2 separate regions of the Homo sapiens genome follow, and region 2 is linked to region 1. Evidence: chromatin loops called from intact Hi-C (ENCODE). Cell type or tissue: Calu3. All regions are shown on one strand.

Region 1 (5,000 bases):
ACTCCATCAAAAAAAAAAAAAAAAAAAAAGAACTAGAGAAGCAGAGAGCAAACAAATTCAAAAGCTAGCAGAAGACAAGAAATAACTAAGATCAGAGCAGAACTGAAGGAGATAGAGACATGAAAAACCCTTCAAAAAATAAATGAATCCAGGAGCTGGTTTTTTGAAAAGATTACCAAAATAGATAGACCGCTAGCCAGACTAATAAAGAAGAAAAGAGAGAAGAATCAAATAGACACAATAAAAAATGATAAAGGGGATATCACCACTGATCCCACAGAAATACAAACTACTATCAGAGAATACTATAAACACCTCTATGCAAATAAACTAGAAAATCTAGAGGACGTGGATAAATTCCTGGACACACACACTCTCCCAAGACTAAACCAGGAAGAAGTCGAATCCCTGAAGAGACCAATAACAAATTCTGAAATTGAGGCAGTAATTAATAGCCTGCCAACCAAAAAGCCCAGGACCAAATGGATTCACAGCCAAATTCTACCAGAGGTACTAAGAGGGGTTGGTACCATTCCTTCTGAAACTATTCCAAACAACAGAAAAAGAGGGACTCCTCCCTAACTCATTTTATGAGGCCAGCATCATCCTGATACCAAAACCTGGCAGAGACACAACAACAACAACAACAACAAAATTTCAGGCCAGTATCCCTGATGAATATCGATGTGAAAATCCTCAATAAAATACTGGCAAACTGAACCCAGCAGCACATTAAAAGCTTATCCACCACAATCAAGTTGGCTTCATCCCTGGGATGTAAGTCCAGTTCAACATATGCAAATCAATAAACATAATCCATCACATAAACAGAACCAATGACAAAAAACACATGATTATCGCAATGGATGCAGAAAAGCCCTTCGATAAAATTCAACACCTCTTTATGCTAAAAACACTCAATAAAATAGGTATTGATGGAACATATCTCAAAATAATAAGAGCTATTTATGACAAACCCATAGCCAATATCATACTAAATGGGAGAAAGCTGGAAGCATTCCCTTTGAAAACCGGCACAAGACAAGGATGCCCTCTCTCACCACTCCTATTCAACATAGTACTGGAAGTTCTGGCCAGGTCAATCAGGCAAGAGAAAGAAATAAAGATATTCAAATAGGAAGAGAGGAAGTCAAATTATCTGTTTGTAGATGACATGATTGTATATTTAGAAAACACCATCGTCTCAGCCCAAAAACTCCTTAAGCTGATAAGCAACTTCAGCAAAGTCTCAGGATACAAAATCTATGTGCAAAAATCACAGGCATTCCTATACATCAAAAATAGACAAACAGAGAGCCAAATCATGAGCAAACTCCCTTTCACAATTGCTACAAAGAGAATAAAATACCTTGGAATACAACTTACAAGGGATGTGAAGGACCTCTTCGAGGAGAACTACAAACCACTGCTGAAGGAAATAAGAGAGGACACAAACAAATGGAAGAACATTCCATGCTCATGGATAGGAAGAACGAATATCGTCAAAATGGCCATCCTGCCCAAAGTAATTGATAGATTCAATGCTACACCCCTTAAGCTAGCATTGACTTTCTTCACAGAATTAGAAAAAACTACTTTAAATTTCGTATGGAACCAAAAAGGAGCCCATATAGCCAAGACAATCCTAAGCAGAAAAAACAAAGCTGGAAGCATCATGCTACCTGACTTCAAACTATACTACAAGGCTACAGTAATGAAAACAGCATAGTACTGGTACCAAAACAGATATATAGACCAATGGAACAGAACAGAGGCCTCAGAAATAACACCACACATCTACAACCATCTGATCTTTGACAAACCTAACAAACACAAGCAATCGGAAAAGGATTCCCTATTTAATAAATGGTGTTGGGAAAACTGGCTAGCCATAATGCAAAAAACTGACACTGGACCTCTTCCTTACACCTCATACAGAAATTAACTCAAGATGGATTAAAGATTTAAATGTAAGACCTAAAACCATAAAAACCCTAGAAGAAAACCTAGGCAATACCATTCAGGACATAGGCATGGGCAAAGACTTTATGACTAAAACACAAAAAGCAATTGCAAAAAAAGCCAAAATTGAGAAATGGGATCTAATTAAACTAAAGAGCTTCTGCAGAGCAAAAGAAACTAACATCGGAGTGAACAGGCAACCTACAGAGTTGGAGAAATTTTTTGCAATCTATCCATCTGACAAGGAACTAATATCCAGAATCTACAAGGAACTTAAACAAATTTACAAGAAAAAAACAAACAACCCCATCAAAAAGTGGGCAAAAGATATGAACAGACACTTCTCAAAAGAAGACGTTTATGCAGCCAACAGACACATAAAAAAATGCTCATCATCTCTGGTCATTAGAGAAATGCAAATTGAAACCTCAGTGAGATACCATCTCACACCAGTCAGAATGGCGATCATTAAAATATCAGGAAACAACAGATGCTGGAGAGGATGTGGAGAAACAGGAATGCTTTTACACTGTTGGTGGGAGTGTAAATTAGTTCAACCATTGTGCAAGACAGTGTGGTGATTCCTCAAGGATCTAGAACCAGAAATACCATTTGACCCAGCAATCCCATTACTGGGTATATGCCCAATGGATTATAAATCATTCTACACATGCACATGTATGTTTATTGCAGCGCTATCCACAATAGCAAAGACTTGGAACCAACCCAAATGTCCCTAAATGTTAGACTGGATAAAGAAAATGTAGCACATATACACCATGGAAAACTATGCAGCCATAAAAATGAATGAATTCATGTCCTTTGCAGGGACATGAATGAAGCTGGAAACCATCATTCTCAGCAAACTAACACAGGAACAGAAAACCAAACACCACATGTTCTCACTTGTAAGTGGGAGTTGAACAATGAGAACACATGGGCACAGGGAGGGGAACATCACACACCAGAGCCTGTCAGGGGGTGGGGAGCAAGGGGAGAGATAGCATTAGGAGAAATACCTAATGTAGATGATGGGTTGATGGGTGCAGCAAACCACCATGGCACATGTATACCTATGTCATAAACCTGCATGTTCTACACATGTATTTCAGAACTTAAAGTATAAAAAAAGTTTTACTTCTTTCTTTCCAAAAAAAAAAAGAATGCTAACCTCCAACACCCACTGTATATGTGTGGTGTCTATTTACATGTGTTGACTTCTAGTGTGATTTATTTACTTAAGTTGACTTTCTGTGTAGCTTAATAATTAATGTGGTTATACATAAAATATACACATTTTGAAGAAAAATTTTCAAAGTCAATAACCCTATCTTCTTTGATTCTTAGACTCTTTTATTTTTAGGTTGTCTTTTGCACTTTCTTATTTTTTCCCCTTACAACATAGAAACTCTGGCCTAATATAAAGTGCTTGATCCTTGCAAGTTACCAGCTTGCCCTTTTGTTGGCTGTCTCCTTTATGCAGCAATATAAAGAGAATACAACCACAGTGAGCTAATTTTTACCTAATTTCCTTCTCCTGGGGAACAAGACAAGGGAATGTAGTTTGACCTCAATAAAACAAAATGGATTTGTACTAATGGCATACTAGAGAAAATCCATTAAAGTCGTTTCAGATGATAAAAAAATTTGTTGAGATTTTTTAGACCATATTAAGGTTTTTAACAGAAATAACTTTAATTTTCTTATCATTGAAATAAAATTAAAGTGCAATTTTTTCTCATTTATCTGGCTGGAAAAAAGTGCAAAGGTTTGAGTTAACTGATCTACCGAGCTGAACACACACAAATACAAGTGAAGCTTTTGAAGATGCTAGGGCAATTTATCCAAGACACAGATTCATCTAAGGCCATTCTGTATTAGTACTTTTTGAACCTAAAGAAGCAGTATATTGGGGAAGGAAGAGTCATACTTTAGGACTAAGGTTTCTTAGAGGTCCCAGATAAAAGCAAGCAAACAAACATGTAAATATTGGTCATATTTTGTAAGATGAGGGGATAAGATAATTAGAAAGAAATACTTTGTGGTCGTTGCCACTGGGGGACATTTTAATGGATTTTTCTATTCAGTGGGAGATAAAGTTCATATTTAGCTCCCTTTCTCCTGCCGAAGAGAATGTTTCAAGCACCCTCTACTTACTACAGGGCAGGAAAGCACATGAGGCCAACTCACAGCAGAGGATGTCAGACTTAGAGAAAAGCCATTCCTGGTTAATAACTAATTCGTGGCAGGCATTTTACGAAGCACAATGGTTGGAGAAAATATTCTTAGGAATAATAAACAAATACATTAATTATAAGTCGAATCAACTTTCAGCAAGTCCATAAATAGAGATTGAAAATAATATCTTTGATGCAAAGAAATAACATCTCAGAGGAATGTGGGGTCAGGAGATGTGGACACTATGGCCGAAACTGGCTAGCTATTTCAAATTTTCTTTTTTTTTTTTTTTTTGGTATTTTGCTTTTCTAAACTTCCTAACCCCCCTTGCATGTGACTGAGTTATGACCAATGGAATGTGAGAAAAGAGACACAGGCCACTTTCAGGCCTTGGCCCATACCTATCTCAAGAGAGCCTTTAGGGTGTACAAACAGGATATTTATTGGGCCTGAGCACAAAGGCAAGTCAGAGGAAAATATATTTTCATACACAGGTTTATAAATATTTTCCTTCAAGTCCAAATGTTGAAGCAACCTTTGTGCTACGGGCATTTTTGAATGTGAGATTGAGCTTTTGCTGCTTGAAAGGAAGAATGAGTCATTTTAAACAAATGACCTAGCAAAACACCAGGGATCTTGATATAGAATCATCAAATCAACTTGTACCTGACTACTTTGCTCTCCAACAAAATTGCATAATTTTTCTTCTTTAAAGCCAATATTAATTAGATTTCCCTTTGACTTCTGTTAGTGTTCTCCTCCAATGTCTTTACTGGAAAGAAACATTTCTCTATATCTTGTAATTTTCCTTGCATAGGATTTCCACACTGAAGTTTGTTCTTTATGTAGGTTAAAGAACA
Region 2 (5,000 bases), 79 kb before region 1:
AAATTTTTAAACTTAAAATTTTTTATGGGTACATAGTAGGTATATACATTGATAAGGTACATGAGATATATTGATACAGGTATATGGTGTGTGATAATCACATCAGGGTAAGTGAAAGATCCATCACCTCAATATTTGTCATTTTGTGTTACAAACATTTCAATTATACTCTTTCCACTATTTTCAAATTTACAATAAATTATTGTTAACTGTAGTTGCCTTGTTATTCTATCAAAACTAGATCTTATTCATTCTAACTATATTTTTATACCCATTAACCATCCTCACTTCACCCCTCTTCCCCGCTAGCCTTCTCAGTCTCTGGTAACCATCATTCTATTCTCTCTTTCCATGAGTTCAATTTTTGCTTTAATTTTTAGCTCCGTCAAATGAGTGAGAACATGCAAAGTTTGTCTTTTCATGTCTGGCTTATTCCACTTAACATAATGTCCTCTAGTTCCATCCATGTTGTTGAAAATGATAGGATCTCATTCTTTTTCATGGCTGAATAGTACTCCATTGTGTACATGTACCACATTTTCTTTATCCATTCATTTGTTGTGAACACTTAGGCTGCTTCCAAATCTTGGCTATTGTGAATATTGCAGCAGTAAACATGGGAGTGCAGATATCTCTTTATTATATGATGTCCTTTCTTTGGTGTATATACCAAGCAGTGGGATTGCTGGATCATGTGGTAGTTCTGTTTTTAGTTTTTTTGAGAAACCTCCATACTGTTCTCTATAGTGGTTGTACTAATTGACATTTCTACCAACCGTGTACAGGGGTTCCCCTTTCTACACATCCATGCCAGCATTTGTTATTGCTTGTCTTTTTGATAAAAGCCATTTTAATTGGGGTGATATGGTATCTCATTGTAGTTTTGATTTGCATTTCTCTGATGATTAATGATCTTGGGCACCTTTTCACGTACTTGTTTGCCAATTGTATTTCTTCTTTTCAGAAATGTCCATTCAGATCATTTGCCCATTTTAAAATCAGTTTTTTAGTTTGTCTATGGAATTATTTGAGCTCCTTATATATTCTGGTTATTAATCCTTTGTCAGATGTATAATTTGCAAATATTTTCTCCCATTCTGTGGGTTGTTACTTTACTTTGTTGTTTCCTTTGCTGTGCAGAAGCTCTTTAACTTGATGTGATCCCATTTGTCCATTTTTGGTTTGGTTGCCTGTGCTTGTGGGGCATTACTCAAATCTTTGCCAAGATCAAGGTCCTGGAGAGTTTCTCTAATGTTTTCTTTTAGTAGTTTCTTAGGTTGAGATCTTAGATTTAAGTCTTTAATTCATTTTGATTTGATTTTTATATATGGTAAGAGAGAGTGGGCTCAGTTCATTCTTCTGCATATGGATATCCAGTTCTCCCAGCACCATTTATTGAAGAGACTCTCCTTTCCTTGGTGTGTATTCTTTGCACCTTTGTCAAAAATGAGTTCACCATAGATGTACGAATTTATTTCTGGGTTTTGTATTCTGTTTCATTGATCTGTGTGTCTGTGTTTATGCCAGTTCCATGCTGTTTTGATTACTATAGCTCTGTAGTATAATTTGAAGTCAGTAATGTGATTCCTCCAGTTTTGTTCTTTTGTTCACAATGGCTTTGGCTATTTTGGGTCTTTTGTGGTTCCATATAAATTTTATAATTCTTTTTTCTATTTCTATGAAGAATGTCACTGGTATTTTGATAGGGGTTGCAATGGATCTGTAGATTGCTTTGGATAGTATGGAGATTTTAACAATACTAATTGTTCCAATTCATGAACATGGAATCTGTTTCCATTTTATTGTGTCCTTTAACAATTTCTTGCATCAATGTTTTATAGTTTTCATTGTAAAGTTATTTCACTTATTTGATTAAGTTTATTTCAAAGCTATTTTATTTGTAGTTATTGTAAATGAGATTACGTTCTTGATTTCTTTTTTAAATTGTTTGCTGTTGACATATAAAAATGCTACTGATTTTTGTATGTTAATTTTGTATCCTAGAGAAATACATTTAAAAAATACTCCTAAGATTCCCAACTTTTCACTAAGTGGTGGCTGTTGATTGTATTATCTTTTTGAAATTTAACAGCAGGGCATTACTATATAGCTTCCACAGTGTCATAAAATTTGGTACATCTTGAACTTAAGTGATGCTACACTGGCACAAGCTGTTGTTTCTTGAGTGTTCTAGCAATCAATACCTATCCTGAATCACAGCTGTGTTGATCAAATCTATCTATCTATCTATCTATCTATCTATCTATCTATCTATCTATCTCTTTTTAGAGACAGGGTCTCATTATGTAGCCTATGAACTCATGGGCTCAAGTGATCCTCCTGTCTCAACCTTCCAAGTAGCTGGGACCATATTTTTTACGGGGAAAAAAAAACTTAGATCAAATATTGTGTGTTCTCATTCATATGTGGAAGGTAAAAAAGTGAATCTTGTGAAGATAGTAAAGTGGTGGTTATGAAAGGCTGGGAAGGGAGGAGAGAATGAAGGAAAAAAAGAGAATATAAATATATTTATTACCACTGAACTGTAGGCTTAAAACTGGTAAAGAAGGTAAATTTTATATGTATATATTTTCCTCATTTTTTTTAAAAGAGTCTAGAGCACCACCAGCATGGAGGATTGCAGCAATTTCTCCTGATAAATATGTAAGACATAAAATTCAGTGGATGGACAGCAGAGAGTTATGAAACACTCCCCTTGACTGAAAAACAGTACCGGGGGAAAGCTAATTCACTCACATTACACATTTTCTTTTTAATCAGGATTTCCTCAAATTAAACATACATTGATGGGCAATGTAAACATCTCATGTGATATTGAAACAGTTGTCAACATCCTTAAGGAATTAACCCCCCTCCCTCCATGTTGGGCCTTTGCTGCCCTGCTGGTCTTTTTTTGTTTTTGAGTCTAGCCTCATTACATTAATAGCTCAAAACCTTCTCAGGCGTGTTAAAAATAGATTGCAAGAGAATTGAATGCAGTGTTTCCCTCCTCCCTCCCACTTTTTTTCTTGACTCTAATATAATGGCACTCCTCAGAAACAGTCCACGGAAATCCAGATTTTCGCAGTGGCTTGTGTGGGAAGTGCAGACTATTGTGTGCAAGTGTTGCAGCCTACTGCTTGGCAGGAAGTCGTTTTTCGGAAAAGTTAACTGAACAAACACCTTCCATTGTCTACAGAGGTTGAAAGTCCAATGAAATTTCCTTATTGCTATCTCTAAAGCAATTTGGTGGCTGTGATTACATTTAACCCTTTATTTCTAAAGTCTCATTTTTATTGAAGGCTCTTCCCTTCAGTGATTCTTAACCTTTTCTGATTCTCAGACTCTTTTGAGAATTTGGTGGGACAATAAACTCATGTATTCTTTTTTAAGGGGATCAACAGTTCTTTCTCTCATCCTCTCTCCCATGTCAAACTGTAGCAGGTCTAAGTCATTAATTATCAAGGGAAAAACTCTAAAGAAGAGAAGGTGAGGATCCAATGCATTTCTCATTTCTTTTATTGCAAATTAATTTTTTTTAAAGGCTGAGCTTTGCTGTGAACTATTTTAAAAGCTGTTAATCACTTTCATAGTCTCATTTATCAAAGTGATAATAATACATAGGCTTAGTTTTCCTGTGCTGTAATACAACTGAAAAAATTAACATTATAAATGAATATACAAAGAGTTCGACCAGAAAGGCAAAAATAAAAAATAGGCTACATTAAATTTGGTGATGACTGCTTTCATACTCTAAATATTTCACATTGCTTCAAAAGAGAATTTGTGAAAAAGTCTTTAAACAAAAAAACACATCTTTTGGTTTAATTTAAGATTGTAAGATTTAGCTATTCCACGGTGGAATTTGTTGACTCATAAGATAGTGAGTTTGCTGTCATTGGGAATATTCAGTAAAAGCATACTTACATTATGTGTCAGGTATATCAAAGAAAACCTTTCTGTTCTGTGGCCAGATAACTTCTATCAGGCCTTTGCATCAGAAATCCTACAAGTTAAAACAGAATTTAGTTGGTCTATAGGAGGAAAACTTTTGAGATGTATTTCTTTTTGTTTTCTTTTTTCCTATGCATATGACCAAGGCAATGGTTTTAATTAGTGCTGAGATGGAGTTCCAACTTTCCAGTATCATTTACTTTCTGTATGGTCTTGGATATCTATGATGCTATTACATGAAAACTACAACCTTTTCCCCAATGTCTAGAAAGTGACAAATTGTCCTATTATTCACTGGGAATTGATTTGGGAAGAGGGAAACTATTGTGTTACCTTCAGGGAAAGAGTACATCTGAATCAACTCTTTTTATCAAGTGCTTCGATTTTTGTCCCAAGTATTTTGATTAACTAAAATTTGAGAGTGTATATATAAAAGTATTCTTTTCTCATCCAATCTGTTGTTATTTATGTTGAATGTATGGGTTGTGAATTGCCAGGTCAAGTAAATGTGATGGCATTTAGCATCTATGGCTATTTTCCAAATGGATTCCTCATAACAAAGCCTTTGCACAATCTGAAATCCATTATCCTGAAGCTTTCCTATAGCCCTAAATTTGGTATATGTATTACTCAGCTCAGGCTGCCATAACAAAATTCTATAGACTGAGTGGCTTAAACAACAGAATTTGTTTTCTCATGATTCTGGAGGCTGGAAGTTCCCTACAGGGTGTCAGCATGGTCCAGTTTTAACAAGGGCTGTCTTCCTGGTTAGCTTCCTGCCTTCCTGCTATGTGCTCACATGTCCTATTCCTAGAGAAATCTCTCTCTTTCTCTCTCTCTTTCTTTTTATAAGAAGAGCAATCCTATCAGATTAGGAACCCATCTCTATTATCTCACGTAACCTTAATTATCTCCTAAAAGCCCTATTTCTAAATACAATCACATTGGAAATTAGAACTTCAACGTATGAATTTTGGGGAGGACACAATTCAGTCCCTAGCAATATCACATATGTTGATATGGTTTGGCTGTGTCCCCACCCAATT

The links. Hi-C counts contacts between places; a loop is a spot of excess contacts. Peaks named below come from ENCODE experiments on the same cell type or tissue, not always from the same donor. Only the 100,000 strongest peaks of a DNase experiment are listed, where the experiment ranks them.
Region 2: a loop joins it to region 1, with 2.2 times the contacts of the local background. A loop is called at or near these places in 1 of 110 quality-filtered maps.

The regions. Positions count from the first base shown.
Region 1 is chr12:77,289,596-77,294,595 of GRCh38, forward strand. The region is part of intron 2 of LINC02464 (long intergenic non-protein coding RNA 2464); the gene reads right to left. Among named protein-coding and RNA genes, the nearest start is that of LINC02464, 25 kb to the right of the region's middle. In Calu3, no CTCF peak of the experiment used is centred here; no DNase peak of the experiment used is centred here.
Region 2 is chr12:77,210,413-77,215,412 of GRCh38, forward strand. No RefSeq gene overlaps it. Among named protein-coding and RNA genes, the nearest start is that of LINC02464, 100 kb to the right of the region's middle. In Calu3, no CTCF peak of the experiment used is centred here; a DNase peak (open chromatin) is centred at 3,109.